2 separate regions of the Homo sapiens genome follow, and region 1 is linked to region 2. The links are chromatin loops, found by intact Hi-C in ENCODE. Cell type or tissue: dorsolateral prefrontal cortex. All regions are shown on one strand. Each heading gives the region's core, and the rest is flanking DNA. Links, peaks and the distances in the headings are about the cores only. Region 1 overlaps CHN1 (chimerin 1). Region 2 overlaps CHN1 (chimerin 1).

Region 1 (17,089 bases), core at 3,371-11,370, 49 kb after region 2:
AAACTAAACCCAAATAAATGGATATCTATGAAATATCTGAAAAAGAATTCAAAATAAGTGTCTAAAAGAAATTCAATGATCTACAAGACAGCACAGATAAGCAACTGAACAATATCAAGGAAAAAAATGCATGACAAAATAAAATCAACAAAGACACAGAAACTATAAAAAAGAAACCAATAAATTCTATAGCTGAAGAATACAATAAATGGATTAAAAAGGGATTCAACAGCAGACTTTATAAAGCAGAAGAAAGAATCAGCAAACTTAAAGACAGGTCATTTGAAATTATTGACCTCAAAGAATAAAGAGAAAAATGAACCAAAAAAAGTGAAGAAATCCTAAGGGACTTATGGGATACTACAAAGTGTATCAATATATGCATTATGGGAATTCCAGAAAGAGAAAAAGCAGCAGAGCTAATTTGAAGAAATATCCCAAGTTTGAGGAAATGAAATAGAAATCCAAATTTAAGAAGCTTGAAGAATTCTAACCAGAATAAATAAATATGTGTGTGTGTGTGTGTGTGCACGCGTGTGTGTATGTATATATATGAAATACACAAAAGAAAATGAGAAGGGAATCAAACCATATCAATAAAAAAACAATGAAACAAAAATGAAAGCAACCAGAGAAGAGAGACAATAGCTATAAGATAAGCAAAAAACAATTAACAAAATGGCAATAGTAAGTCCTCCATTATCCATAATTAGTTTAAATGTAAATGGATTAAACTCTCCAGTTGAAAGATAGAGAGTGGCTGAATAAATATACAAGCAAAATGCAACTATACACTGTCTACAAAAGACTCACCTTAGATGTAAAAACACACAAGCCAAGAGTGAAAGGGTGGACAAAGATACACCATGCAAATGGTAACCAAAGGAAGGCAGGTGACCATACTTGTATCATGGAAAATAGACTTTTACTAAGTAAAAAGCTGTTACAAGAGGCAAAGAAGGACATTACATGATAATAAAAGGGTCAATTCACCAGGAAGATATAGTAAGTATAAATATAAGGCTATAGGCACTTAGCCAGCTACAGTAGCATGTACCTGCCCTAGTCCCAGCTACTCAAGAGGCTGAGGCAGAAGCATCATTTAAGCCCAGAAGTTCGGGACCAGCATGGGCAATACAGCAAGACCATCTTTAAAAAGAAGAAGAAGAAGAAAAAATATATACGCACCTATTAGAGCACCCAAATATACAAAGCTAACACTGACAGAATTGAAAGGAGAAATTCATAGTAACATAATAGCAGGAAATTTCAATACCCTACTTTAATAATGAGTAGAAAAACCAGATAGACAATCAACAAGGAATAGGAGGACTTAAACAGCATTATACCCCAACTGAACCTAATAGGCACATACAGAACACTCCACCAAACAGCAGAAGAATGCACATTCTTCTCACATATACATGGAATATTCTCCAGGTTAGATCATGTGTTAGGCCTCAAAACAAGTCTTAAAAAATTTAAGAAGGCTTAAATCATACCAAGTATCTTTTCTGATCACAATGAAGTGAAACCAGATATCAATAGCAGTAGAAAAACTAACACGGTAGGGCTAACACGGTGAAACCCTGTCTCTACTAAAAATACAAAAAAAAAAATTAGCCGGGTGTGGTAGTGGGCGCCTGTGGTCCCAGCTACTTGGGAGGCTGAGGCAGGAGAATGGTGCGAACCTGGGAGGCAGAGCTTGCAGTGAGCCGAGATAGTGCCACTGCACTCCAGCTTGGGCGACAGAGCAAGACTCCATCTCAAAAAAAAAAAAAAAAAAAAAAAAAGAAAAAAGAAAAACTAAAAAATTCACAAATATGTGGAAATCAAATAATATACTCTTGGAAAAACTATGGGTCAAAGAAGAAATCACAAGGAAAACTAGAAAATATCTTGAGACAAATGAAAATAGGCCGGGAGCGGTGGCTCATGCCTGTAATCCCAGCACTTTGGGAGGCTGAGATGGGTGGATCATGAGGTCCGGAGTTCAAGACCAGCCTGGCCAAGATGGTGAAACCCTGTCTCTACTAAAAATACAAAAATTAGCTGGGCTTGGTGGTGGGCACTTGTAATCCCAGCTACTCAGGAGGCTGAGGTACAGAATTGCTCAAACCCGGGAGGTGGAAGTTGCAGTGAGCCGAGATCATGCCATTGCATTCCAGCCTGGGTGACAGAGCGAGACTCCATCTCAAAAAAAAAAAAAGAAAAAAAAGAAAAGAAAAACACAACGTACTTTTGGGATGCAGCAAGAGCAGAACTAAGAGGCAGTTTATAGTGGTAAATACCTACATGAAAAAAGAAAGATCTCAATCAAATAATTTTGCACCTCAAGGAACTAGGGGAAAAAAAGGACCAATAAAACTCAAAGTTAGCAAAAGGAAGGTAATAGCAGTGATTAGAGCTGAAATAAACAAAATAGACACTAGAAAAACAACAGAGGAAAAAAAACCAACTATGAGTTAGTTTTTTAAAAAGATCAACAAAATTGACAAGCCATTAAGAAAAATATAGCAAAGACTAAAATCAGAAGTGAAACAAGAAATATTACAACTGATGCCACAAAAATAAAAAGTAAAAGAAATTACTATGAATAATTATATGTCAACAAACTGGATAACCTAAAAATGAATTAATTCACATAAACATATAACCTACCAAGACTGAATTATAAAGAAACAGAAAATCTGAACAGACCTGTAACTAGCAAGGACATCGAATCAGCAGTCAACAGCTTCCCAATAAAGAAAAGGACAGGACCAGATGGCTTCAGTGAAAAACTCTACCAAACATTTAAAAAAGAATAATTGCCATTCCTTCTCAAACTCTTCTAAAAATTTGAAGAGGAAGTGTTATTATTTGAATGTTTGTGTCCCCTGCAAAATTAATGTTGAAACTTAATCTCCAATGCAGTGGTATTAAGAGGTGGGGCCTTTATGAAACAATCACTTTGTAAATGGAATTAAAGCCTTTATAAAAGAGGCTTCACCCAGGGTTTGGCCCTTTTTCCCTTCTGTTCCTTTCACAATGTGAGAACACAGTGTTCAGACTGCCATCTTGGAAGCACAGTCTGGGCCCTCACCAGACACTAAATGTGCTAACACCGTGGTCTTGGATTTACCAGATGCCAGTAGTATGAGAAATAAACATCAATTGTCTATATATTACCCAGTCTGCTGTATTTTGTTACAGCAGCACAAACAGACTAAGACAGGAAGGAATATTTCCAAACTCATTTTATGATGCTAGCATTACTGTGATACCAAAGCCAGACAAAGATTACTACAAGAAAACTATAGACCAATATCCTTGATGAATATTGAAACAGAAATCCTCACCAACCTAGTGAACCAAATTAAACAGCACATTAAAAGAATTACATACATAACATGACCACGTGAAATTTACCCCGGGGATGCAAGAATGAGTCACTATACAAAATATAAATGTAATACACTACATTGACAAAATGAAGGGCAAAAACCACATGATCACCTCAATTGATGCAGGAAAAGTATCTAACTAAATTCAGCACCCTTGCATTTAAAAAACAAAAAACACCACTCAACAAACTGGGAATAGAAGGAAATTACCTCAGTATAAAAGGGTTATAGATAAAAAGCCCTCACCTTATATCAAATTTAATGCTGAAAAACTGAAAGCTCTTCCTCTAAGATCAGGAACAAGGCAAGGATGGCCACTCTCACCACTTCTGTTCAACCTAGTACTGGAAGTTCTTGGCAGAGCAATTAGGCAAGAAAAAGAAATTAAAAGCATCCAAATTGCAAAGGAACAAGTAAAATTACCTCTGTTCACAGATGACATCATCTCTTATGTAGAAAACCTTAAAGACTCCACAAGAAAACTATCAGAACCAATAAATGAATTTAGTAAAACTGCAGGATACAAACATCAACATGGAAAAATCAGCTATATTTCTATGTAGTAACAATGAACAATCCGAAAGGGTAACTAAGAAGACAACTCCATTTACAAGAGTATCAAAAAGAATAAAATACTTAGAAATAAACTTAAAAGGCAAAAGACTTGTATACTAAAAACTACAAAACATTACTGAAAGAAATTGAAGAAGACACAAATAAATGCGAAGATACTCATGTTTACAGGTTAGAAAACTTAATACTGTTAAAAATGTCCATACTATCCAAAGCAATCTAGACACTAAAGCAATCTAGACACTAAAGCAATCCCTACTAAAACCTCCATAGAATTTTTGCAGAAGTAGAAAAAAGATTCTGAAATTCATATGAAATCTCAAAAGACCACAAATGGCCAAAACGATCTTGGGAAAGACAAACAAGGCTGGATGCCTCAAATATCCTCATTTCAAAGCATATAACAAAGCTACAAAGCTACAGTAATCAAAGTTGTATGGTTTTGGACATAGACCAATGAAAGAGAACAGAGAGCTCAGATATAAACTGTCATGTGTATGGTCAAATGATCTTTAACAAGAGTACCAAGACTACACAACAGGAAAAGGATAGTCTCTTCAACAAACAGTGTTGGGAAATCTAGATATCTATATGCAAAGGAATCATCTGTATACACCATGTACAAACATCAACTCAAAATGGATTAAAGACCTAAATAGAAGACCTGAAACAACACAACTCCTAGAAGAAAACATAGGGGAAAAACATCATGACATTGGAATGGGCAGTAATTTCTTGGATATGACACCAAAAGCACAAGTAACAAGAGCAAAAACAGACAAATGGCACGACAGCACAAAAAACTTCTGCACAATGAAGGCAACAATCAACAGAGTGAAAAGGTAACCTAGGGAATGGGAGGAAATATTTATAAGCCATATTATCAGATATGGGGCTAATATCCAGAATATATAAAATATATAAAGAACCCCTATAACTCAATAACCAAAAAGTAGTAATAACCCAATTAAAAACTGGCCAAAGGAACAGACATTTCTCCAAAGAAGATATACAAATGACAAACAAGCATATGAAAAGATGTCCAACATCACTAATCATCAGGGAAATGCAAATCAAAACCATAATGAGATATCACTCCATGCCCATTAAAATGACCACTACCAAAAAAACCAGAAAATAACAAATGGTGAGGATGTGGAACAAATGGAATGCTTGTGTACAGTTGGTGAGACTGGAAAACGGTGAAAAACACTATGAAAAACAGTATGGAGGTTCCTCACAAAATTAAAAATAGAACTATTATTATGACCCAGCAATCCGACTTCCGCATATCTATTCAAAAGGATAGAAAACAGGATCTTGAAGATACTTGCACACCCATATTCGCTGCAGCATTGTTCACAATAGCCAAGATGTGAAAGCAACCAAGACGTCTATTGATGGATGAGTGGATAAAGAAAATGTGGTACAGTAGTCCACCTCATACATGGTTTCGTTTTCTGTGGTTTCAGTTACCTATGGTCAACCACGGTCTGAAAATATTAAATGGAAAATTTAGAAATAAATAATACACGTCTTACATTGCGTGCCATTCTGAATAGCGTGATGAAATCTTGCCCCTTCACTCTCTGTCTCTCCCAGGACATGAACTGTCCCTTTATCCAGCATATCCATTTTGTATAAGCTACCCACCTGTTAGTCACTTAGTAGCTCATTATCAGCTGGAAAAACATAGTATATACACACACACACGCGCGCACACACACACACACACACACAAAGGGTTTAGTACTATCCACAGTTTCAGGTATCCACTGGGGTCTTGAATGTATACACTGCAGATAAGAGAGGACTACTGTGTATACATATGTGGTTATATATAGGAGTATATATATGTGTGTGTGTGTATATATATATATATACACACACACACACACACACACACACAATGGAGTATTATTCAGCTTTTAAAATGAAGGAAATCCTTTCATATGCTACAACACGGATGAACCGTGAGGACATTATGTTAAGCAAAATAAGCCAATCATAAAAAGGATCCACTTATACGGATATCTAGAGCAGTCAAAATCATGCAAACAAAAAGTAGAATGGTGGCTGCTATGGGGTAGGAGGAAGGGAAATGGGGAGTTGTTCAATGGGTACAGATTTTCAGTCACACAAGAGGAAAAAGTTCTGGAGAGCTGTTGTACAACAATGTGCATAGAGTTAACAATACTGTAATTGCACTTAAAAATTATTAAGTTAAAAAAGATAAATAAGCAAGTTCAGAAAAACAGGGGTACAGAACCAAAAAGATAATCCATTGAGACAAGTTAATAACTGCCCTTCCCTCTGTAAATCCAAACATATCTCTTCATGCAAGACAACAGAAGTAATTATTACCCTTAATCTAAAAACTGAATGGGCCATCCGAAAAATTATGCTATTCATAGCAAAGTAGGTTTCTGAAATCTCAATCCCTTCAGATTCTACTATAAGTATTAATTATACATGGAAAGTTTCCATTTTCTCCTCAGCTCAACTCACAAAAAACTGTTCACAGAGAGTTGAAGGTTCATCAGCAGTTTCAGTGAGCAGAGGAGAGAAATGAATGTGATTAAAATCAAGACATTGAAACATTTCTGATAAAAGAGGAAAGTGACTTTGGACCAATTAATTAAGAACACCCAAAACACCTATACTGACTCTAAATCCACATCTATGTTTGCTTATATGACATTTATAAAGTTCTTAATAATTTTGGGCTTCAATTTTTTTAAATTATAGGAGTTGGAAAATGAGAAGTCACAAAGGCCAAATCTAAAATTAAAAAAAAAACTCCTTTATATATAAGATCTACATATGTTCATTATAAGCCCCAGTATAGTATAAAGAGCCTGGTTTGTATTCCTGAGGTAGAACTGAATACTGCTACATAACGCATTAACTTCTCTATGTATTAGATATGCTAAAGATTACACTTATAAAAGAGAAAACACAAACCTCTTTGCTTCACATCTTTATCTGTATTCTCCTCCCTCTTCTTAATCAAGTTCCTATTTTATCTCATACTGTTTTCAAGGCATGTTACCAGCCTGTCACTGCTTCCTGAGCTTTGCTAATTTCTTAAAATCTAAACACAATTAAATCACGGTTTTCTAAAAAGCATATGGTGACATTTGGCTGGGATAGAGAGGACAGTTTAATTGGGTAGATAACTATATGAACTTAATATATATCTTTCAATGAAAGTATTTTAGTAACCAATACATGTATTTGTGCTGAAAATCATGATGTCAGTCCAACTCAGTTTGTCACATCATGCTTTTACACAATTTTTAGAAAGACACACAGACAGCACTACACAGAAGCCCACATTTTGTATATATCATATTCATCCTCTTAATCTGCAAAGTAAATGAGTAAATTCAGTTAATGACTACATTTAACATTTAACCTTCAATGGTTATGGGTGTTGGTGCTTCTAGTTTTCCTGTTTCCAACACCACTGTACTTAATTCTGTTTATCAACAAATCCTCAAAATTTGTATTTGTTGGTTAATGAATATCACCACCATATGTATATAATATACATCTATTATCTAATGATATAAATTACCTTTTTACCTATACTGTAAATATATCAACACTCAAATCATATATATAAATTTAGTGAAATAGCTTATAATTAAATGTGAAAGAGCACAGAGAGGAGGGAAGCAAAGGAAGAAAGGGATTTCCCCTCCCACCTTCTATTGATAGATTCTGGCAAATTCTAAAATTGGTGTATTCTCTGTGTGTTCTGGCAAAATTTGGGTATAAAATGCTGGATAACCATTTGCAACCTTATGCTCTTTCTTATTCAAAATGGATGTTCCAGTTTCTGAAATGTACTGATTTTAAAGACTGAAAAGATGATTATTCCTGAATTAAGCAATATCTTATTGTGTACACTTACTGAATTTTTATTGTTTGGCACATTATAATGTAAGAGAAATGCATTTATTCTTTTGTATTTTGGCAGAGCAGAAGCCTGTCCTTGAACGGCTGTCAGCATAAACGACAAAAGATCAACATTTGCCTTAAGATCACAACAGAATTATCAACAGATAAAATAAATCTCTGTGTGCTTGTGTGTGTGTGTGTGTGTGTATATACGTATATATAAACATATATATTTTCAGATAGGTCTTAGACGTGTTTGTTCTATTGGCAGGATAGTTAAAAAAAAAAAAAATCAAAATACCCCAAAGTTTAGCTCCATGTAATAAAGTATTCCCCCCGCCTCCTGTAGTAGATCAAAAAAACAGTGTAGAGTTTCATCAGCCCGTCTAGTAGCTAGTTAAGCTACCCATATATGTATGTACTTTTATTTTGAAAACAAGCAAACTCATAACTTGATAGAAAACACAAAAATAAACACAATGAAAATGAAAGCTGGCTAAGCAAGACAGTTCAGACAACACAGAAAGAATAGGTTCCTTAGAACTGATTTACAATCTATTCTCTTCTGGGACTATTAATAAAAAAAGGCCTGTGGTGAAAAAAAGAGGCAGGGAGAAGGAAAGAACCCACTTAAAGTATTTCTCCAACTGAGTGACTTGCTCCTAAATCTGACAGAAATCTTTTATTTCTGCCGCAGAGACTGCTGACAGCCTCCCAATATCCATTTCTCTCTTTTTCCTCAGTGATAGCATCCTGATTTTCAGGTATGAACATGGCTCCCTAGACTAACTACTACATTTCTCAGCTTCTTTTACCTTACTGGTAGGAGTGACAAATGAGAATAAATCCAAATGGTATCTTCACCCCTCTGCCGTCTCATTAGCTGGAATGTGCATATAAAGTCTGGTGCCTTGCAGCTACCACGAGATAAATTTGGGTGCCACACACAGGAAAAGCAACAAAATGGAACTAGTCAGGGCCTCTCACCTTGTGGAGAGCCACACCAGCCTTGAAGTCACTCCCAATACTTTGAACATGGGAGAAAAACAAACAACTATTTTGGGTAAGAAATTGTCACTTCTGGCCAGGCGCAGTGGCTCACGCCTGTAATCCCAGAACTTTGGGAAGCCAAGGCGGGCGGATCACGAGGTCAGGAGATTGAGACCATCCTGGCCAACATGGTGAAATCCCGTCTCTACTGAAAAAAAAAAAAAAAAATAGCTGGGCTTGGTGGCGCACACCTGTAGTCCCAGCTACTTAGGAGGCTGAGGCAGGAGAATCACTTGAACCCGGGAAGCAGAGGTTCCAGTGACCCAAGATCGCGCCACTGCACTCCAGCCTGGGCGACAGAGCGAGACTCCGTCTCAAAAAAACAAAGAAATTGTCGCTTCTTATCCGGTTACTTGTAGTCAAACCTAATTCCAGTTCTCATTCCCTACTGCAAAGATAGAATAATTTCATTATTTTAAGATTTTTTTTCTACAAGATCATGTCTATCTGGGCACAATACTATAAATTTTTTAAAAGGTGATCCTATGTTAACTTTCTCCCCAACAGTGGCAGAAAATTCTTGTCTAAGAATTCTACCATAATAACAAAATTAATAAACTAAAAAAATGTATAAACAGGAAGTCCCTAAAATATTCCCGATTACCTAGTATTGCCACCCCAAAATATGCTTTTGTTTGTCTGTTACAATGATATAGGAAAAATAAAGAGTACAATTTTAGTTATTTTTATGGAGATTGGGCTTGCTTAGAAAATTCCAAGAAAATCCTGAGGGAGTCACAGAGCTTTAAAACTCCTTGGCTGTCAGTAGGACGGGCTCCTTTGGTTCCTAGACCCCCACACAGCCTTGTTACCTTCTCAGTTCCTTTTTTATATACATTTATACCAGTAGATTCTTTTTGAATGAAAAAGTGCTGTAAGAAGCCTAGTCTAAGAAAAACTTTGGTAACTGAAAAGGAGGGCACTCAGGAGAAGACAGACACGATACATATGAATTAGAAAGAGTCACAGTATAGGTAAGTTTAAAAATCAGCAATAAAAATAGTAGCAATTACATGTGAACAACAAAAGCAAAGTGAAAATAAAAACACTTACATCCTGTGAATATCTTCTTGTCCCTGTGTCTGTGACTCAGTATATATGTCAACTCTAGATTGTGTAAAGAGGTCAAAGATTTGCCAAAGATGGTAGCAGTAACAGACAGGGGTTGCCAAACTTTAGCTCTAGAGCCAAATCTAGGCCACTGCCTATTATTGTATCACCAACAAGCTAAACATTGGTTTTAAATTTTTCAGTGGTTACCTTTTAAATGGCTACACAAGCATCTATATAACATAATATTCTCAATTGGCCTGCAATGCCTAAAATATTTACTATAGGATCCTTTACAGAAAAAGTTTGCCAACACCTGATCTATGTGCTTAGCCATGTCTTTTTGACTAAAATTAAGGACAGGAAAAATAAATGTAACCTCAATTTTGAGGAGCTTGTCAAATTCCAAAGTAGAGTTGACATCAATAAGATGTTAAGAATAATTCCCCAAAATTGGGAAGAGGGGTGGAAAGGTCACCCAGATTGAATTGGAACCACTGCTTAGCCATTAGCAAACAAATCTTAAGAATTATACCATATGGTATTCTGTGAGGCATTAGTGTTATCTGTTTTCAAAAAAGTTAGGGAAATAACAAACTGTCAGTTTTTATGTGTATATGTATGTTCATTTTGTTTCACTGCAGAACTTCTCAGAGTCTTTAGAAATATCACCAGGACAGGGATACAGTATGCAACAATCCCCAAATATATTCTACTTTACTTCTGTGTACCTATTAATATTTTGAAGAAAGTATTAAATACAATACAGTTGGGAAAATATTTATCGAATATCAAAATAAATTATTGGTGGATAAACAAGTTACATGTTAACACACCATGAAATCTAGAAGAAAGTAAATGTAACTACCAAGGCCAGGGGCAGTGACTCACAACTACAATCACAGCACTCTGGGACCCGGAGAAGGGAGGATTGCTTCTCGGGCCAGGAGTTCAGGAGAAGGCTAGGAGTTCAAGACCAGCCTGGTGGCACCCTGTCTCTACATAAAAATGAAAAAATTAGCCAGGTGCGGTGATATGTGCCTGTAGGCCTAGCTACTTGGGAGGCTGAGGCAGGAGGATCACTTCAGCTGAGGAGTTCCAGGCTACAGTGAGCTATGATCATACTCCAGGCTAGACAACAGAGCAAGACCCTGTCTCATAAAAATTTTTAAAACGTAACCATCAAGGCCAGGCGCAGTGGCTCACGCCTGTAATCCCAGTACTTTGGGAGGCCAAGGCGGGTGGATCACCTGAGGTCAGGAGTTCGAGACCAACCTGGCCAACATGGTGAAACTGCGTCTCTACTAAAAATACAAAATTAGCCGGGCGTGGTGACAGGTGCCTGTATGCCCAGCTACACGGGAGGGTGAGGCAGGAGAATCGCTTGAACCCAGGAAGCAGAGGTTGCAGTGAGCTGAGATTGCGCCATTGCACCCCAGCCTGGGCAAAAAGAGCGAAACTCCATCTCAAAAAAAAAAAAAGTAACTATCAAATATCTTGTGGAGGTGTGCTATCTAGGGCAAAGAAAAATGGAATAAATTTTATAAAATAAAATTTTCACTTAGAAAAAGATTCACTGAAGTGTAACCAGGAAAAATTAAATTATGTCAAAGACCAACAAAAATAGAGAAAGCTTGCATGGTAAATATAATAAATGGTTGCATAAATACTATACACAAAATATATAGGGCAATGGACATGAAGAGGTTACTAAGAGAAAAGGTAACAAGTAACTTTCTTGTGTGCATCCACTATTGATCTACTTCAGCTGTTTATTCTTCAGAAACCAAAAGGAAATTCAAGCTTGGGTTATGTCACAGCCCAGCTCTTAGAATAAAGAGCAAAATTCTTAACCGGGCCTACAAGAAGCAGATGTGCAGCCTCACTTCTTCCCTCTCCAACTCACTGTGCTCCCGGCCACCCTCTTCTTTCAGTTCAGAGATGTGCACTGCAGCCCTTGCATGGACATGCTGGTCGGGCTTCTAGGTTCTTTCTCTTTGCCCTCTCACTCACTCTCTTTCCTTAGATCACTCTCACAACGCTTCAGTTCTCAAATCAGACTTTCCTTTCTCAGAAAAGCCTTCCCTGATTGCAATTTAGATTTAGAGTGAGACTCTGGGTTTAGATCAGATCCTCCTTTATGCACTCGTATCTCCCTTGCTTTCCTTCCACAGCATTTGCCTCAGTTTTTAGCTTGGCATTTGTGGGACAATTCATTAAAGTCTAATCCTCTCTCTACCTAATAAACTGTTAAGCTCCATAAGGCCAGGGATCTTGACTGTTTTGTTTTTCCTTGTATCTCCAGCACCTAGAAGGATATTGCAATTTTCTAAAAACAAAGCAACAGGGAGAACAACAAAAATACATTTAATAAATGCCAAAAAATAATGTTTGTCTTTGAGGGCCATGAGATTATAGGTAATATTTTCCTTTTCCTACTTTTCTGCATTTTATATATAGTACACGTGGTAATAAAAACAAAGTTACTGATAGACCTACATTTAAATAAGTAAATGTAAGTGAAAATCAGAATTTTTAAAAAGGGGAGGTGAAACTTAACCTTACGAAGAATTAATTCAAATAGCAAACTTCTCATATATTTATCAACATGGAAAATATTCATAATACACAGCTAACTGAAAAAAAGCATACCATAATATAGTGTACCTTGTATAAAGTCATTTCTGTATAACTCGGGAAAATGCTAGAATTTCATACAACACAGTTTTAACAGTGATTATTTCTGGATAGTAGAATTGGGGTGCTTTTTGCCTTTGTGTTTTCCTACATTTTAAAATATTTTTTGTATTGTATATTTGTCAGGGAAAAAATGCTAATCTTTTTGAACAGCTATCTCCTCTTGTGCTTTTACAATACAGTTCAATTTGCAACACATTTTCAGGAACACATCAATTTTTTCAAGTAAGGGATGCCTTATGTTAAACTAGCCATTTCCTACTGTGTCACATCAATTACTTTCTATGGTTTGTTTTATTAAAGAACACCTGAGCAAGGGTACCTCACATAAACTGGAATTATTATATCAATGTTTTTAAAAAGCTTTTTAGCACTGATAATATATTATATTTTAAATAAATTGTGCTATCCCCTTCATCAATATTAATTTTCTAATACTGCAGAACTAAATGTTACTGTCATCATGTGTTATCACTTACTCTTATATCTTAAAATTTTCCCATAAAATGATTCATAATCTAAACTAAGAGGAGAAAAACAGTTTTGAAAAATGTTCTACAGAACATTATTTTTCACTTATTCCAAATAGCACAACAAGAAGGTTTGCAGGAAATGGAATGAAACCATGGTAACCAACTGAACCTATCATGAGCTATCAGATCAAAAGAACACACAGTACATTACACGTCAACGCCTACTAGCAGCATAATCCTTCCCCAGTTCCTTTTGATCCTTCTTCTTTAACATGAAAAATGCTTTCAACCAATTTTCATATTTTAAAACTGCAAAAGCCCCTTTATCAGTATCTACTATGATTCTCTGGCTTTACTCAGGAACTCTTTGGCCAAGCTCACTTTATAAGTCAACCTAATGTTTTGAGATTCAATTAGGAATTGTTGGGTGTTTTCAATCATTAGCAAAATTACATTTTTTACTTCAGTGCATTTTATCATTTTCTAAGATAGCAGCAATAGTTTCTTCACACAAAATCTTCAGAACTGTAAAGATTGTATTACCCTCTCACAGAAATCCCTTGCTTAATAGAATTTTATCAGTATTCTAAACTCAAAGCCACAATAAATTAAATAACAACTACATTTACAGAACACAGATGAGTCCTTTTTGACTATCTCGTTGTCCATTCTATCACTGATCATCAACCTCCTCATAGGCACTGAAGCTAAACTCACAGAATCTGGCTCAACATGATCTTAAACTACCAATTAGCTAAAACTAAATACACAAGGTAATGATGGCTTTTGTCAGGCATTAGCTGTTTATTGCACAACTATATAGTCAGGCAGACAATAGGGCAAACCTCTGCAAAGACTAGAGATCATCTTTGCTGTTACAGTTAGCCACTCCTTAATGATTTTCATTTAAAATAAAACACAATATGCACATATGCCATAAAAACAGAAGTATATTTTATGCATGACCAGTTTCTGGAAGGATAGAAAGTAATTGTGAATGGTGTTATCTCTAGGGAGTGGAACTAGAAGTATGTCACGGTGGGAAAGTACTATAATTTATCATTCTAAACACTTTTATTTCAAAATTTTTTAACCATATCTATGTGCTGCTTTTATAACAGAAATATAATAAATTACACAGATGCAAATACGCTTATTTTTATAAAGAATTATTGCTGTTTTACTTTGATAAGTTATACAAGGTTACTATAAAATTATTTTTATAAGTACAAATAATTACCAAGTGATCGTATAATGGGATTTTTGTTTAAATTATTAAACTTCAAATGCACTTAATTTGGCTTTTTTCTTTTGAGACTACGGGGGTGGAAAGTTAACCCTTGAGAATAAGTTGGAATAAACCTTATCTTTAAAGGCTTTAAACAAAGGTATATCTGTTTATAAAAATAGTAATGTGTTGATAACTTTAAAATCTTAATTACTAAAATGGCATTGATTTAAAAACTAAGAGTAGGCTGGGCACGGTGGCTCATGCCTGTAATCCCGGCACTTTTGGAGGCTGAGGCAGGTGGATCACCTGTGGTTGGGAGTTCGAGACCAGCCTGACCAACATGGAGAAACCCCGTCTCTACTAAAAAATACAAAATTAGCTGGGCATGGTGGTGCATGCCTGTAGTCCCAGCTACTCGGGAGGCTGAGGCAGGAGAATCGCTTGAACCCGGGAGGTGGAGGTTGTGGCACGAGATTGTGCCATTGCACTCCAGCCTGAGCAACAAGAGCAAAACTCCGTCTCAAAAAATAAATAAATAAATAATAAAAAATAAATTAAAAAAATAAAAACTAAGAGTTTACTCCTGTGTCATACCTCTTGTCAACTTAGATAAAGTGCTGCATGTTTTATGACTGTTTTTGAATTTTTTGTTTGTTTGTTTGTTTGTTTGAGATGGAGTTTCACTCATTGCCCAGGCTTGAGTGCAATGGTGCGATCTCGGCTCACCACAACCTCCACCTCCCAGGTTCAAGTGATTCTCCTGCCTCAGCCTCCCAAGTAGCTGGGATTACAGGCATGCACCACCACACCTGGCTAATTTTGTACTTTTAGTAGAGACGGGGTTTCTCCATGTCAGTCGGGCTGGTCTCAAACTCCCAACCTCAGGTGATCTGCCCACCTTGGCCTCCTAAAGTGCTGCGATTACAGGCATGAGCCACCGTGCCCAGCCAGATATTGTTTTTAAACAAGTTATATTTCTCAGTTTTATTGCTGTTTGTTCTTGAGCAAGTTAAGCCTTGGTTTTCTCTTCTGTAAAATGGGGGAAAAATAGTATCTACCACATGGTCTTATTTTATAGATAAAACTTAATTTTCCAACCTGTTGCCAAGAACAGAGGTTACGGGTTACAAGACAGCAAACCTGCCCAGCCCTTTCAGAGGCCAAAGAGTGTCTGATACATTGAAGTCCTTGAGCCAGTCACACTGGGCCATGATCAATCTCATGCATTTACCTTAACGTACCACACATTATCACCTTGTATGGGTGCCAGAAAAAGTTTGGGTTATCTAAAAGATAATTCACATATTTACCATAATGCCTGGAAGAGTAAAGATTTGGAAATGTTAGCTAATATTATATTTATAAAACTGTTAAGTCCATTAAAAAAAATTTGGTGACTCCAAATCATTCACAGAAAAGGAATCACATTATCAACATAGGCTAGGACTGTATCTAGTTACTAAAAAACAGATCTTAAAGAGAATCTAGCATGTCTTCCACTGTACCTTAAAGCAGATACACACCTGAGATTCTAGTTCTTCTTTGCAAAGTAGATAACTAGAGAGACAGTCATCCTCTTTATGTACAAGTTTCTATTAGCCCCAAAATGTACTTGAAACTCAACTCTACCCTTAAATGAAATAATAAAATTTGCTTTATACAATGCCTTAAAAATACAAAAGCCAAAAATATCTTGAAATCAGCTTTTTGGCTTTCTCTACCTTCTACTTTAAATCCACTGTTATGTATGCATACTTTTGAGAGAGAATTGAAGTTTGAATAGACAGAATACTAGTGAATAAAAACCATGCTGAGGATAAAAAAAAATTTTTTTTTTTTTCTCTGAGACGGAGTCTCGCTCTGTTGCCCAGGCTGGAGTGCAGTGGCGAAATCTAGGCTCACTGCAAACTCCACCTCCCGGGTTCATGCCATTCTCCTGCCTCAGCCTCCTGAGAAGCTGGGACTACAGCTACCATGCCCGGCTAATTTTTGTATTTTTTTAGTAGAGACAGGGTTTCACCGTGTTAGCCAGGATGGTCTCGATCTCCTGACCTCGTGATCTACCCGCTTCGGCCTCCCAAAGTGCTGGGATTACAGGTGTGAGCCACCGCGCCCAGCCAGATAAAAATGTTTTTAAATGAAATACCATTCAAGAGTAAGGTGCAAATCAATCTTTAATGAGATAGCACTTCACATATACTAGGATGTCTATATTCAAAGAGATATAACAAGTGTTGAAAAGGATGTGAAGAAACTGGAAACTTCATACACTGCTGGTGGGACTATAATGATATAACCACTTTGGAAAACCATTCCATGATTCCTCAAAAGGTTACTTTTGAGTTACAATACGACCCAGCAACTTCACTCCTAGGTATATACCCAAAAGAAATAAAAACATATGTTTATACAAAAACTTGCACACAATTTTATTCATAATAACATTATTTACAGCAGTATTATTCATAATAGCCAAAAAGTAGAAACAACTCAAATGTCCATCAACTACTGGAATATTTTTCTAATATTATTCATTAGTAAAAAGGAACAAAGTACTTATACATGCCACAACATGGATAAACCTTGAAAACATTATGCTAAGGGAAAAATGTCAGTCACGAACATATATAATGTCATTTATATGAAATGTCTAGGTTGTTTACATCAATAGAGACAAAAGTAGATTAGTGGTTGCCTAGGGCTGGGAGAGCTGAGAAACAGAA
Region 2 (17,089 bases), core at 5,027-13,026:
GTATTTCTCCTATTAACTTACAAAATAAGCAAAAGAGAATTAAGACCCAATCCTCAGTTAAATCTGGAAGGGGTGAGTGAATATAAGATAGAAGAGATTACGAGAAGGGGCTTTAGAGTACCAACATGTCTCAAACGGGGGAAAAACCAACTCCTGAAGGTTGGACTGTTGTATGAACATGTAAACTGAAATATTAAGAATTTTACAGGCCAGGTGCAGTGGTTCATGCCTGTAATCCCAGCACTTTGGGAGGCTGAGGTGGGCAGATCACCTGAGGTCAGGAGTTCAAGACCAGCCTGACCAACATGGCGAAACCCCATCTCTATTAAAAACACAAAAATGTGGTGTGTGTTTGGTGGTGGGCACCTGTAATCCCAGCTACTAGGGAGGCTGAGACAGGAGAATAGCTTGAACCCAGGAGGCGGAAGTTGCAGTGAGCTGAGATTGTGCCACTGCACTCCAGCCTCGGCGACAGAGTGAGACTCTGTCTTAAAAAAAAAAAAAAATTTAGAAGAAGTGACAATTATTTCATTTTTAATTGATAAATAAAAATTATATTTACTGTGTACAACATGTTTTGAAATGCAAATACATTGTGAAATGGCTAAATTGAGCTAATTAATGTAAGCATTACCTCACATATTTTTTGTAGTGAGAACACTTAAAATCTACTCTCAGAGAGATTTTATTCTCAATGTATTCTTATACATTGTTATTAACTGTAAGAGGTGACTTTTAAAAATTGCGTGTTTTTCCTATGCGTTTATATCCTTAAAGAAAGTATGGTATATATATACAATAGAATATTTATTCAGCCTTAATAAAGGAAATCCTGCCGTATATGACACCATGAGATGAACCTGGAGGACATGATGTTAAGTGAAATAAGTCAGTCACAGAAGGACAAATATTGCATGATTCCACTTATATGAGGTATCTATAATAATCAAACTCAGAATAGAAGAGTGGCTGCTGTTCAATGCATATAAAGTTTCAGTTATAATAGATTGAGTATCTTCTAGAAACTTGTGAGCAACACGATGCCTTTACTTAACAATACTGTGTTGTGCACTTAAAGATTTTTTTTTTTTTTTTTGACATAGGGTCTTGCTCTATCGTCCAGGCCATATTGCAGTGGCACAATCACAGCTCACAGCAGCCTCGATTTCCTGGGCCCCAGTGATCCTCTCACCTCAGCCTTTTGAGTAGCTAGGACTACAGGCATGTGCCACCACGCCCAGCTAAGTTTTGTATTTTTGATAGAAACAGAGTTTTGCCATGTTGCCTAAGCTGGTCTCAAACTCCTAGGCTCAAGTGATCTGCCTATCTCAGCCTCTCAAAGTGCTGGGATTATAGGCATAAGCCACTGCACCTGGCCTTACTTAAATATTTAAGAGGGTAGATCTCATGTGACATGTTCTTATCACACACAAAAAAAAATCTCTCTCCAAAGTTTAAACTACCCTCTGTCGAATTTTACTCTGCATACTCACTTCTGACTGTCATTCTGTTTCAGGCAGAGATGTCATTTGTATTTGTATATGAAATATTGAACCATGAGGAATATGGCATTATTATACATATGTGGCACATAAAATTAAAGGTATTTTGCCAGTGTTTATGCATAAAACCATTCTTTTTTTTTTTTTTTTTTTTTTTTTGAGATGGGGTCCTGCTCTGTCTCCCAGGCTGGAGTGCAGTGGTGTGTTCACAGCTCACTGCAACCTCTATCTCCTGGCTCAAGTGATCTCACCTCAGCCTCCTAAGTAGCTGAAACCACAGGTGCACAATATCATACCCAGCTAATGTTTTAAATTTTTTGTAAAGACAAGGTCTCTCTATGTTGCCCAGGCTGGTCTTAAACTCCTGGGCTCAAGCAATCCTCCTGACTTGGCCTCCCAAAGTGTAGGGATTACAGGCATGAGCCACTGTGCCTGGCCCCAAACCCTTCCTATGACCTTCTCATCATTCTCATTATATTGACATTTGCTTTCTTTTCAGTCAGTTTGCATATATCCAGCAGTCAAGGACCGTACATTACATATTACTGTGTCTCCTCCCATGTCTAACAGAGTGGTCTGCACACAACAGCTGCTTGATAAATACTTGAGGGATGAGCAAGGAGGAAACGGAGCTAGGAAAGCCTGGAGAGTTTTATTTTAGGTTAGAGAATACTGTGGGCAAGATGTTTCGACACTGTTAAGGGATTTTTCTTTGAAAAGATTGAGTTAGTATGTTCAACAGCAATTTTTCATACATATATTGAAAGAGCCAATCTTTTCAGGGGCCCACATGGACATGGAACAAGAGGCTAGAAAGGAATGAGGAAGACAAAACATGTCTTCCTCATTTAAAACATTTAAAAAAGATATAGTAGAAAGCTTGAATGGAAGAGACAAAAAACATACTGATAAGTAATTTGTGTCAGCGAGGCAGTATAATACAGAGATGCCAAATTTGGAACTTGGGGAATAAAGACAGATTATAAAACATCTCCAGAATAAAGGGCCATGGTCTGTGAGAATAATATGGGTTTCTCTGAAGTATAGCAATTTAAATTCTCTAGTCCCATAAGATAGCTACAAAGAAGTATATGCAACTATGTGCAAACCAACAAGAACTTTGTGAAATGTTTCTTTTCGGATTATTAGTGGCAGGTAGTAACCTTTCTGATAACCTTAAGGATCTGAATGACTTGTACTCGGGGTGTCATACCAGTTCCCCAGCCAGCATGACAAACCATAAGGCCAGGCAGGGTGAGGTTGAGAGGGCCACCGTGCTGAGGGGCAGTGCACAGGTTCTGTGGTCCTCCTCACCAGCAGCATTGGCAGAAGTGGAAAGCAGAGCAGTGGCTGTCATTTTTGGCTTCTGCAGCATCAGATATGTACTATAATAGGCAGCAACAGAAATACAATGTTTACAGGGACTTTAAAGATGATTCTGACCAATTTCCTAGTTTCTCTTCATCAGTCCTCTACATGTCCGATTGCCTTAGGCAGACAGAACCTATGCTACATACTGATCTGCGCTATTTTTGTCTTCTCTTGCAAGTGGCCCACATTGAGAACTGGGGAAAGAGTGTGTGTGTGTGCATGTGTACAACAGAAATACATATAATTCCACTTAATTTCTTTCTTGGAGAAATTCCAAGTAAGAAATTATTTAAAATTATTTAAATTTCCAAGTAAAATTATTTAAAGGAATAATTCACATTATTCCTTTAAAATGTTTATGTTGGACACTCCTTGTTCATATCCACAGAAGAGGCAATGATGAGAGACATTATTGCAGAAGCATAATGAAGCATTCTAGATTGTCATTTCCCTTTTGTAATATTGCATTTACCTTCATTTACAATACCATTAATTCAAAACACTATTCAAATTCCTGAGCATTTAAAATATGTACACAGATTCTCTAGTCAATATCAGATAACATGATGGTATCTTGGGTTTTATTTCATTTTGAAAACTCACATAAATCTAATTAAAAGAAAACATTGTAACAATACAGATCTTAAGACCAATAGAAGACTCTATTTTTGTGTTAATTTCCTGCTGTCATGAGAAGAGGTTTTCAAGTAACAACAACCAAAGGTCCCCCGCATGTCACACTGTGTACTCATTTAGTCATTTATCAAATGCTTCTTGAGCATCTGCTAGTTACAGGCATTTTACTAGACATCGGGAAAGGGCAAGGAAGAATGGAGGGAGGCAAGGTGGTGGTGTGAGGGTTGGTGGGGATAATATGAAAGAGGTGATAGACACTGTTTCTGAATACGACATTTCACTGCTGTTAATATAAAGTTTTAAATATTCTTTCATATATAGTTAATTTTAGTTCCTTTTCAAATCAACGTATTGAAAATTTGTCTCCATAGGAACTTCAATAAAATTTTAATGAAAAATGGAATACTTGTAATAAATCTAATGGTTCACAATACACTATAATTAAGTCCGAGAATTTTAGAGCTGTAAGAGAACCCTTAGACCATGTGGTTTAAAACTTCACAGTTTATATTAAAATTATTATTTGTTCATTCATTTTGTATTAATTTTATTATAAATGTGAACCAAATGAAGACCAAAGGGGGCTTGGATTTGCCCACGTCCTCGGGAGGAAAGGAAAGACTACCCTCAGCAAGAGTGTCGGCCACTGCCGCCCTTCAGTTCACCAGACAGCACAGTGTCCAGTCTGTTGGCTAGGATTGCTGGGTTCAGTATGATCTCTTTTTCCTAGTAGGTCTTGAATCAGTAATTTTATTAACTATTATAAGGTTCATGTTACAGTGTTATTTTAATTGCAATATCAATTCACATTTCAGGATTCACTGTTTGCCTGTTATCTTGGCAACACTAAATCTATTAATACAATATCTTATATCTTTCATTTACATGCAGACTGCAAGTACCTGAAATGAAAATCAACAACTAATTCAAGACTACCTTAAAAAATTAAACTCATATTTTTAGTATCTACTCCCTATAATTCTTAATGTTGTTTTCTTTTAATTACTTAATTTGCCTAAGTAGCCTAGCTTCTGTCGTTATTATAATATTGTATCTGCTCTTGATTTTATTTTATAGAGCTATCTGAATTAAGCAACAAACCAGATGAAACATTTAACAGTTTAATTTGAAAAGAGTAAAATAAATATAGAGGATTTCACTGCATTCTGTAGTGCATGAAAAATGTAGCTTTTATTATTTATTTATTTATTTATTTATTTTTGAGACGGAGTTTTGCTGTTGTTGCCCAGGCTGGAGTTCAGTGATGTGATCTCGGCTCACTGCAACCTCTGCCTCCTGGGTTCAAGCGATTGTCCTGCCTCAGCCTCCAGAGGAGCTGGGACTACAGTCACGTGCCACCACACCCGGCTAATTTTGTATTTTTAGTAGAGACAGGGTTTCCCCATATTGGCTAAGATGTTCTCAATCTCCTGACCTTTCGATCTGCCCACCTCGGCCTCCCAAAGTGCTGGGATTACAGGCATGAGCCACTGTGCCTGGCCAAATGTAGCTATTCTTATGCAACATCTAACTCTGCCTGACAACTAGGCACAGTCCCCACGATCATGCTAAGGTTTTCAATCACATCATAATCTCTGCAACTGGACAGGAATAAGAGGATTCAGATGAACCCTTAAGTATAAATAAATGTCAGTATAGATTCAGAAAAAAAAAAAAACCCACTTAGGGGTATTTGTAGTAACAAAAATAGTGGCTACCATGTATCTACATGTACTGGGAACTCAATTTTTCCGATGTAGAGAGAGATTAAGCAATTGACCCAAGGTGGTGCATATAATAAGCAAGCTCCTGAGGGCAAAGGCTGGATCTTATTTATCATTTTACCCAGAAAGCCTCAGAATGCATGGCACAATCATTGCTGGAAGGGTGCCTGAGTTTTATTTTTAATGTTAGAGTTTGTTTTGTTCTCTCTCTTTCTCTGTGTGTGTGTGTGTGTGTTGTATGTTGTATTAGGATGAGGTAGCTCTTAAAATAAGAGGTTGATCCAGGGGACAATTACAATTATTTTCTAATTGATTTAGATAACTTATAGTGTAATAGTTTTTAGAGGATTTGGTGCATTTATCTGTAAAATAACCTCCCTAAGGGATATAACTATCCTTCTTGTGATAGATGCTTTCTCAAATCCTTATAAGTAACAATAGAAAAAAAAAAAAAGAGACCATGTTACATAACATAGCAAAAGGGAAGCCTTCCTGTTTTATTCTACTAAAAAAACCCCAAACCCCAAAAACAAACGCCTGTCTGTAGGCTGAAGTTAGGTCCAGTTGGTTTATTTGGCTTTCACCTCAGTGAGTGCTTTCACCAAAGGTAGAAGGCATTCTTGGCTTCACTCCCTGAAATAAGGTTTGACAGCTGTTCGATTCCACAGAGCAGTATTACATAACAAGGCAGTTCAAGAAGCAAAAAAGAAAACCACCTTGAAATGAGGCTTTGGTGAGTGGGCCCGTGGTTATACAGAATACACTTTTACCACCATAATGACAAGGATACATGAATGATTATCGTCATGGAAATGCTACGGTTTTTCCCCACACAAATTTCTGAACTGTACATACATAGATGTGTATATCACAATCAGTGACCTTCTAAGCGAGCGTCTGTGTGGGAGAGAACTGCACCTGCCACAGAGTCTGGGATGTTCTTGGAAGTCAAGTATGACTTTCCTCCTTTCTTATTTTTTATAGTGCCACCCCACAGAAACATTTTTAAATAACAGAGAGTAACTTCAATGGAAAGAGTCAATTCCGAGATTTCTGACCTTATTAGCAACTCTAAATAATATGTAATGCAACTCATTGTCTAAAATGAACTCTTTCTTGAGCATAAATACTCTAAGAACAAGTCCAAGCTGGTTTTCATTATTTTTCAGCTCCAGAGAAGGAAGAAGCTTTCCATTTTTTAAGGCTTAAAAAAAACACCCAAGTATCTTTAAAGCAGTTTAGATACCAAGGTAAGAGTTACAGTTGATGGCAGAGTCAGAACTTTCCAGCTGTGTAGAATTTATTCATTAAAGCCATGTGTTAAAATTGAGAAACAACTGGAAGATACAAACACAAAAAGAGTTTGTTTATGCAAATTCTTGAATAGACCTCCTAGTTGCTCTTAATCAATATTGATAAAAAGCATGTATAATGAACTTGACCTAGCACTCAAATGGCATTCTTAGTAGGTTTTTGCTGTTTTTGCTGAACAAATCAGAGTACATCTTTGGAGATATATTTAAGATCTCAGCTATTTCTAAACAGTGTACATACAATTTCCTCTTTATTAGTAACCCAAAGACTTCTTTTTTGACATAACTTCATATTGGCAAAAGGATTTATTTGGGGTCATTTTCCTGATAAAAATCCTGTTAGATCAGGTTGTATATCATGCAAAAAGAAACTGAGGCCTAGAAGCCTGAATGTATTGCTTAGGTTCCTAAATGAAAGATGTAGTGAATGCTAGATACACATATGATACCTCTTTTCTATCCGGTATTTAATCTACTAAGTTGCCTCTATTTCATTTTAAATCAAGATATTGGTTGAAAGGTAAGGTCCTTAATATGTTTAAAGAGGAAGAAGAAAACGTTATTTAGTTTATTTTAAAATATTAGCAATTTTTACATAGCCCACATATTTAAGAAACATAATTTTATTAGGTAATTTCTCCTTCATCCCAAAATGATCTGAAGATCACAAAAACCTATTCCTCACTATGGAAAATGCAGAGCATATGGGTGGGGGGGGGGGTGTTGGTATTTAGTGTTTGAGTAAAATAAATACTGGTGTTAAAAATCAGAATAAATTGCAAATGTGGAATGAAATTATCTATTTCAGAGCCTGGTGCATTATAGGTGCTGAATAAATGTTGAATAAATAAATAAATGAAAGATCATGATTTCCAGCTTTATCACATTTTGAAACCAAATTATTCCCTTTCTAAAATAAAACCTAATGATACTTTGTCTAAACTAAGAACATTCATGTCTCAAGAACCGCATCACAAAGTTGTCTAACTATTGGGAAGTTACTATAGAAATGCCAGTGCATCTACCTATTAAATGTAACTGGGTCTACTTATGCACCACCTCACGTTGTTTAATCTCTGAATTAGATTGCAAAGGACAGAAATTCAAGGCCTTATATCATGCTATAAATACAGACTAGATCTACATACAGCTTGAATCAACACACATATCACCTTGAAAGAAAATTCAAGTACAGTTGATAAACCACATTAACACAATAATTAAAAACTACACATACGCATACATGGTGAAAGCAAATACTCAAAAAGTGAGGAGAAGCTGCTAGTGTCAGCAGCATCAACAGTCCCATGGTAGCCATCCTCCTTTCATCATGGTCAATTCATTAACAGGGGAGAAAAGACAGAAACTATGAGAAATGCAAACCATCTGCTCAATCCAGATGCAACAGCACATGCCTCTTATATCCAAAGCTTTTTACCAGAAACACAGATCTAATCCTCTCATAAAATCTCCAACAGAGGTATTCAGACACATTTGTATCACAAATAAAAACAATGCCAAAATCATCATTAACTGAGACCTTTTAAATATCAGTCAAGACTTTTACCAGTGAGTACACATTGATAAAACAATATTAGAACAGCATTAGAGAAAAACAGGGTTGGATTTCTATTAGCCTTATTCAGCTATTCCTCAAGTAAAATCAGGCTGAAAACATCTCACTCCTTAAATAGCAAGAACATTTTAGTCAAGTCATCCTAGTTTTAAAAAGACATAAGATATTCCTTTAATATTATATATTTCAAGTAATATGCATTTCTTAAAAGACTAAAAGCAAATATTCTTACCTTGAAATTGTGAATCTTTTCATATTTTGGAATTTGCTCGTTTTCTTTCAGAGTTGCTCTTCTAACAAGTGATGTCAACTGCGAATAAGCAAAGAGTTTCAGAGGTTGCCAGATTGTCACAGACGACTTTGGAGAACCCAGTTTCATTCCCAAGGCTGCTATCAATAAATCTTGCTGACGGCCCTCTTGTTTTGATTTGTGAACTGCAGCCCTATTAGTTTTCCTCCCTGACCAAGACTCTTTGGATGGCATTTTGGAATTCACAAGGAAAGAAAACCTATAGTGGTCTATGTCTGTCGATGATATCTATTCAGCTAACACATGAGCATTCTGCCAGGCAGCACAGAACCCTAACCTACAGAGAGCTGCAGAGAAACACCACGGAGAGGTGGAGGAGGAGGATGAAGCACTTCTTAAACAGAGGTCGACTAACCAGCAAATTCTTCTTTCTTCCTTTTTTTTTCTTAAAGGGATCTATATTCTAGCTTCTAAAAACTTGAGTCTGAACAGAAATAAAAAGAAAGAGTCGATGCTAACATACAAAACACTCAGCATCTCTCTTTATCATTTTTTAAAAGGCATGCAATTTTGACAAATGATACATTTCTAAAAGCTTTCTTCTCTATTCAAGATATTAATGTCCATTCTGAATGAAAGATGCCTACATACTGCCTGCAATCAGTTTCTAGCAACAGACACCCTATGAAGCCCCTAGCAGGGAAGGTGGGGGGAAGGGAGGGATTTCACAAGGAAGGCTGCATTAGATTGGCCACCGTAAGAAAGGAGATAACCAATGAAAATCAAGCAACAGTATTTAAGTACTGTATTCCTAAACTCACTCTGTCTCTGTTTCTCCCTCCTCTCATGTAAGTAAGTTTCTTGCTGGCTCAAGGCAAAAAAAAAAAAAAAAAAAAAAAAAAAATCAGTGGGAAGGTAATGAGAAATGAATGAGTCATGCATTATTGCAAAATGGAATTTTTTTAACCTATTAAAAGCAGAGGAAAATTAACATACATACAGCACTAGGTTTTAAAAATAATGCAGCACCACTGCCAGGTAAATTATGAAAGGCTAATCTGTATCCTTTGCTCATTATGGACTGAGGTTAGCTAACCAAAACCCAATTTTATTAAAGACAAGGAAAAACTGGTGAGTATTTTGATGAAAGATAAAAGAAGTTTAACTAGGTATCATACTATTTTCATGCAGAACAAGGAGCATGCACATCACATTGCTAACAGCTTGCAGTGGTCAGTTTTGTCTTTGTATTATGAGTAGTTTTGTTGTGGGCTACACTTACATAGAAGAAACCATTATTTTAATTCTCTAGTCTCAACATTTTTTTTATTCAGAGAGCTTGAGGCCAGGTCATAGTGGAAGCCAGTTGGGAATAATTCCTTATTTGCACAGATCTCAATTATAGTGTAACTACTTATAGGACCCATATACTTTTTGTTTGCTGGTGTAGAAACGGGGTGGCTAGGTGAGAGACTTAGCACAACTTGACTTAGGAGCAATACCTACATTTTTTCACTAAGGTGCTACAGGATGCTTACATTTCCCATTTTGGTTCCCTAAGTACGTCCTATCATCTGTTTCTCATGCTATAATAATTAAGTTAAACCAATTATGCCAATGTTACACTGTATTTAAAGCATCTAAAATTCTATGTATTTAAATGGATTCAGTATATTTGTAGTGTAAATACTTTAATCTCAGATTTCATAATCTACAGGAGGTATGTGCCCAGTGCATATTCTACTTTAATTAGGGCATGAAGTGGTTCTTAAGCTATGCTAGACATTAAAAATAACAAATGACTGATTTTCTAAACATCCCTAAATTATTTTTGTTTACTTCAGTCTTTAGTCCCTTTTATTTTTCTAAAATTATGTCTAAGTAAATAAAAGGCAAAATTTATTTACATAGGAGTTTCAATTTCATGAGTTTATATACTTAGATAATTAATATGAGACATAAAATGCTCCCACTGCAAGAAGAAATGCAATGGAAAAAGTCTCCTTGCCTAGCCTAAATTGCTTTTCAGATTGGACCTATTTTGTCACATGATGACTAAAAATATAACGGCCAACCGACTCTTTAGACATGTACAGCCTAAAGTGAAGTTTAACCAATTCTCAGTAGGAACCAGAAAAAAACAGCTCCAAACACAAGTTGAACAGTAAAATTTTTTCTTCAACAATATTTGATATCAAGTTACTAAGTTAAAACAATCACACATGTAACCAAAGTAGCATCTTTTTCTTGAGTATTTTTGATCAACATCCTATTTTATAGATCATTCCTGGTTCTACAGCTATAGTTACTAAAATTCAAGCATAAAAATATTCATGATAGTTACCCAGAAAATTTATAGCTAGGTAAAAGTAAACATTTTGTCATTCAGAGGTAAGGTCTACTGTAGACTCTGCAGATTGTACTGTATTTCCTGAGTAATGTTCTATTTAGTCAAGAAATTCTGGATTAACTGCAATCTGAGCAGCTACCTAGGGCAGTAAGGAGATAGAAAACAACAGCTTAGGATGAAAACAGCGTTGGCTACTCTCAAATGGCTAAGGGTTTGGTCACTATTATGCCTTCAACATGGCAGTAACTGCACTTCTGCATTAATTTTGGTGAAGAACTTGTAAATAACAAAAATTGATAACTCTAAAATTCAGAACCAATATAATCAATAGTCTGACATTCTAGACAAATGTGTATCACTCATGCTTACAATATCTAGTAGATAGCCATCTACTCATATATAGAATCTATTAATTACGGTTATCACTTATTAGTTATTGAGTACATATATTCCAGACACCCAACTAAGCACTTTATACATAGAATCCCACTGAATCCACAGATAAACCCTATGAGGCATAAATTATCTTAATTTTATAGTTGAGAGGGCTGAGGCCTACAGTTTACTTCCCAAAGTTGCACAGCTAGTAGGTGGGGGGGCTGGGCTCATAAACACTACACTATATCCACCCAGGTGAGAAAATGAGAGGAAACCATGGAGTCTTCTCTCTGATTCTATTCAAGGTGGTTTCTCTAGTTACCTTCTTTCAATTTTGAGGAGTAGGAATAGATGGTAAGACAGACTAGCAGTAATTATCAATGGATGGTAAGAAAAATGTAGTAACCAAGATCTTATGATCTCAAGTTTAGCATGTAGTAGGAAATGCAGACTTCAAGGCTCAATTCAAACACCCCCTCCTACGTGATGGCTTTGATAATCTGCACCAATTAGAAGTGATATCATCCACTTGTGAACCTCACAGTCTTTCACTGGTTCATTAGTTATGGGACTGCCACATGCTACCTCATATCAGTTATCTGTGTAGCTGTTTAAATAGAATTAGGCTTTATGTGTATTTCTACACACCTTGAATCTAGCATAGCAGCTTACACAAAAAAAGGTTCAATATATATTTGGTTAAAAAATAAAACCAAATGAAGGCAGCTATTTTTATTGGGGGGCAGTGTGGTATAATGAAGAAAATATGATTTAAAATCAGAGAAACTGAAGTTTGAATACTGACCTTGGGAGTTCTGCTTTGTTTCTTGGTTACCTCATCTACATAATATGAATAATAATACCTGTCTCACAGGTTACTGGGAAGTTTAAAGAAATGACATACAAAAAAGATTATCTGCAGGGAGTAACCAATAAATGACAGGATTACAGGGGTGCTGAGCCCAATATTAGCTGTAGGTATATAGTGTAAGTATAAGACACAGGTCCCTGCCCTCAAGGAGTCTGTAATCTGCTTTAGGTCTATACCACATAAGCATGCCTGGAAACACTGCCCTTCCCATTGTGTTTTGTCTCTACCCAATTACCCATACTCTGGATCTAATCCTAATTTTTAAAAGGCATATAATGGCATATAATGACATGTATGCCAGCTGAGGAAGCAGATTAGGAGAGAAGTGGAAAGTGGCAAGAAAAGGAGATACTCAGTATTGTTAAGGATCCAGGAACACTGCTTGATGCTTCCCAAGGCTGTCTTATCTATTGTACCCACAGCCATCCTGGGAAGCATGTTGCATAATGGTCACTTTATAGATGAGGAAACTGGGGCTCACAGAGTGAGTTGCTCAAGGTCACACAGTCAGGATGTGGAGGTCTGAGCTCAGAATCCCCATCTTTTGTCTTCAAAGCCTGACAGCTCTTTCTGCTACCTTATGAGAGTAGTATATAAACATAAGGTGTTAAGCATATAGCACCTCTCATATTCTGGCTCTATAAAACAGAAGAAATAGTTTAACTGGGTGGGAGCCTAAACTGGTTGGGCACATATCTTACAAGGTCATTCTTGATAGAAACATTAACAGTATCTACCTTGTTATTTTGACTGGGAATCCTTGACCTGTTGTGGGACCTGATCCTGCCCATCCTTTTTTTTGAGACAAGGTCTCACTCTATTGCCCAGACTGGAGTGCAGTGGTGTGACCAGAGCTCACTGCAGCCTCAACCTCCTGGGCTCCATTGATCCTCCCACCTCAGCCTCCTGAGTAGCAGGGACTAGAGGCACATGCCACTACACCCAGATAATTCTTGTATTTTTTTTCTAGAGATGGAGTTTCTCCATGTTGCCCAGGCTGGTCTGGAACTCCTGGGCTCAAGTGATTCACTGGCCTCAGCCTCCCAAAGTGCTGGGATTATAGGCGTGAGCCATCGCACCCAGTGATCCTGCCCATCTTGACACAGATATCAATTCTGTAGGTTCATCTGAATGAGGCCTGGAAAATGGGATGGGGAACGGGCAGATTCCACAATCCTCTGTTTCTACCTTTGTCCATACTATCTGCAATATAGAGAGGAGGACTATAAAAACGGTAAGGAGGAAGTCCTAGCCAGAACAATCAGACAAGAGAAATAAAAGGAATCCAAATAGGAAAAGAAGAAGTCAAACTATTTCTCTTCATTGACAATATGATTCTATACTTAGGAAACCTTAAATTAGACTCTGGCAAAAGGCTACCAGAACTGATAAATGATTTTACGAAGGTTTCAGTTTACAAAATCAATGTACAAAAATCAGTAGCATTTCTATACACCAATAATGTCCATGCTGAGAGTCAAATCAAGAACATAATCCCATCTGGGCACAGTGGCTCACACCTGTAATCCCAGCACTTTGGAAGGCTGAGGTGGGAGGATCACTTGAGGTCAGGAGTTTGAGACCAGCCTGGCCAACATGATGAAACCCCTTTTTTTCCTCTATTAAAAAAAAAAATACAAAAATTAGCCGGGTGTGGTGGCAGGCACCTGTAACCTCAGCTACTTAGGAGGCTGAGGCAGGAGAATCACGTGAACCTGGGAGGCAGTGGTTGCAGTGAGCCGAGATTGCACCACAGGACTCCAGCTTGGGTGACAGAGATTCTGTCTCAAAAAAACAAACAAAACCGGTAACGAAAACATAATCCCATTTAAAGTAGCCACAAAGAAAATAAAATACCTGGGGATATGGCTAACCAAGGAGGTGAAAGATCTCTACAAGGAGAACTACAAAACATTGCTGAAAGAAATCAAAGATGACACAAATAAATGGAAAAATATCACATGCTCATAGATTGGAAGAATCAATTCATAAAAATGGCCATAATGCCCAAAGCAATTTATAGATTCAACACTATTCCTGTCAGATTACCAACATCATTCTTTACAGAATTAGAAAAACCTATTCTAAAATTCATATGAAACCAAAAAAAGAGCCTGGCTAGACAAAGCAATCCTAAGCAAAAAGAACAAAGCTGGAGGTATCACACTACCTGACTTCAAACTAAGTTATAACGTTATAGTAACCAAGACAGCAAGGTACTGGTACAAAAACAGACACACAGACCAATGGAAGAGAGCAGAATACCAAGAAATAAAGCCTCACACTTAAAACAATCTGATCTTCGACAAGGCTGACAAAAATAAGTAATGGAGAAAGGACTCCCTAAGAAACAAGTAATGGGAAAAGGATTCAATAAATAGTGCTGGGATAACTGGCTAGTCATATGCAGAAGAATGAAAATTGGATCCTTACCTTTCACCATATACAAAACTTAACATGGATTAAAGATTTAAAGATCTCAAACTATAAAAATCCTAGAGGAGAACCTAGGAAATACCCTTTTTCGTATCAACTTTGGGAAAGAATTTTTGTGTAATCCCTAAAAGCAACTGCAACAAAAACAAAAATGGACAAGTGGGCCTAATTCAACCGAAGAGCTTGTGCACAGCAAAAGAAACTATCAATAGAGTAAGCAGACAATTTACAGAATGGGAAAAATATTTGCAAACTATGCACCCGGCAAAGGTCGAATAACTGAAGTCTATAACAATCTATAACAAACTTAAATCAACAAGCAAAAAACAACCCCAATAAAAAATGGGCAAAGGACATGAACAAACACTTCTCAAAGGAAGACATATAAATGGCTGACAAACATATGAAAAAATGCTTATCATCACTAATCATCAGAGAAATGCAAATCAGAACCAAAATGAGATACCATCTCACACCAGTCAGAAATGCTATTATTTAAAAAGTCAGAAAACAACAGATGCTGATGAGGCTGTGGAGAAAAGAGAACACTTATACAATGTTGGTGGGAATATAAATTAGCTCAGCCACTGTGGAAAGCAGTTTGGGGATTTCCCAAATAATTTAAAACAGAACTACCATTCGACCCAGCAATCCCACTACTAGGTATATACCCAAAGGAAAACAGATCATTATACCAAAAAGACACATGCACTTCCATGTTCATCACAACACTATTCACAATAGAAAAGAGACGGAATCAACCCAGGTGCCCATCAATGGTGGACTGGATAAAGAAAATGTGGTACATACACACTATGGTATACTATGCAGCCATTAAAAAACATCATGTCCTTTGCAGCAACATGGACAGAGCTGGAGGCCATAATCCTAAACAGATGAATGCAGGAACAGAAACCCAAATAATGCATGTTCTCACTTACATGCAGAAGTTAAATGCTGAGCATGCACGAACATAAACTTGGGAACAATAGATACTGTGAGCTACTAGAAGGGAGAGGGTGGGATGCATCTAAAAACTACCTATTGGGTACTATGTTCGCTACCTGAGTGCAATATACCCATGTCACAAACCTGCACATGTACGCCCTGTATCCACAATTAAAGTTGAGTGAAAAAATAAATAAAAATGTAAAGTACTATGTTAATACTTCAAAAAATATGATCAAATTTTCATAGCAGATCTTTGCATTTTACAATAAAGTGTTTAAAATACTATATTCTATTTTTCTCATTTTAATACTGTTTTGTTATTATAATTACTATGATCAATTTTACTCAGTGCCAAACTGAGAACCACTTTTCACCTGTTTGTGAAGAGACATGGATTTTAAGCCACAATGTACATTGCCTATGTCACTGAAAAGAAAAAAAAAAGGTAAGGGGTGGGGTAGAGGAGCAGTGTGAGGAATAAGAAATAGAAGGTGAAATAGGTGACCTTGAATAGGAACACATTCACTGTTTTTCAAATAAATTCCCACTGATCTTACTACCCTGTCATTTTTCCAATAAGCAAAAATCCACAAATACTGGATTTGCATTGAGCTAGCGTCTCATTTTCACCAAGTGTGGTAAAATAGGAAACTCAAGGGCTCTGGGGCCAGACAAAAGTGCTAACCTTAACTCTGTCATTTATTGGCTATGGCACCTCCTTGGTCAAGTAACTGATTTATTTCTGTCTTTGTTTCTTTATATGTAAAATGAATTGAAAATACTTATGGTATAGAATTATTAGGAATCAAATGAGATACTATGTGGGAAGCATTTTTGCATTACTTCTGGCACAGAAAGGAAATCAATAAATGGAAGTTTGCCTCTCTTTCCTTGTGTCAAAGGACCTACATTTCCAAGATCAGAGTTAGCATAATTTGTGACTATGATATGGATTAAAGACCTACGGCCATTGTTCTATGCAATGTGAGCTCAGGTCAAATTATAACCAATAATTTAGGGACACATTATAAGCATCACTGTTATGCAATTTTTACTTTACCTTATTTCTGGCAATTTTATAATTAAAAGAACATCCATGCTCATACTCAGTAATCCCATCAAATCCTGCTTATAGGAAAGGGTCTTATCAATTCACACTAAAGTACAAATGACCAATTATACTCTTTTCCACAAATACCTAGTTTTTAATGTGGGATTGAGACTTAAGCCAAAGAAATAATTCTCTAACTAATAAATGTCAGGACTTATTTATAGTCAGAATGTTCTCTAGGACACTGGAAGGACCTCATGTAACATAAAAAGCCACCTCCTTTGTAACATCAAGGTGATACCATAGAATCATTAGCACAATGCTCCAGTTATCAAAGCTAAGTCAACAATCCATCCAAAAAGCACCACAGAGGAATGTTCTAGCTGGCAGGACCCTTACGATTGGGAAGGTGCTGAGTAACTGGATTAACTCTTGGGTAATATGAGTTTCTCATTCAGGTTTAGTGAAATCCTGCAATTTCTATAAAATGTTAAAATTGAGGCACAAACAACACAGCTTTCCTGAAACCTCCAAAATCAAGTTATAACATAAACATTTATGGATTCAAGCAAATTCAACTCAACTTAGATACACAGATTATTCTTACTTGCATACCCTGAATTATAATATGTAACCTATTTTTTCTCCATTAGAGCCAAGAGTGGAATATATTCCAAGGT

The links. A loop is a pair of places that touch in the nucleus more often than their neighbours do. Peaks named below come from ENCODE experiments on the same cell type or tissue, not always from the same donor. Only the 100,000 strongest peaks of a DNase experiment are listed, where the experiment ranks them.
Region 1: it touches region 2 in a loop (3-fold over the local background); 3 of 110 quality-filtered maps call a loop at or near these places.

Annotation. Positions count from the first base shown.
Region 1 is chr2:174,889,373-174,906,461 of GRCh38, forward strand. The region is part of intron 5 of CHN1 (chimerin 1); the gene reads right to left. Among named protein-coding and RNA genes, the nearest start is that of CHN1, 110 kb to the right of the region's middle. In dorsolateral prefrontal cortex, for the core only: no CTCF peak of the experiment used is centred there; no DNase peak of the experiment used is centred there; H3K4me3 peaks cover 406 bases; H3K27ac peaks cover 5,056 bases.
Region 2 is chr2:174,838,526-174,855,614 of GRCh38, forward strand. It overlaps CHN1 (chimerin 1), which reads right to left. Exons shown (of 13, transcript NM_001822.7): 7 at 8,355-8,432. Among named protein-coding and RNA genes, the nearest start is that of CHRNA1, 83 kb to the left of the region's middle. In dorsolateral prefrontal cortex, for the core only: no CTCF peak of the experiment used is centred there; a DNase peak (open chromatin) is centred at 9,092; H3K4me3 peaks cover 4,312 bases; H3K27ac peaks cover 4,058 bases.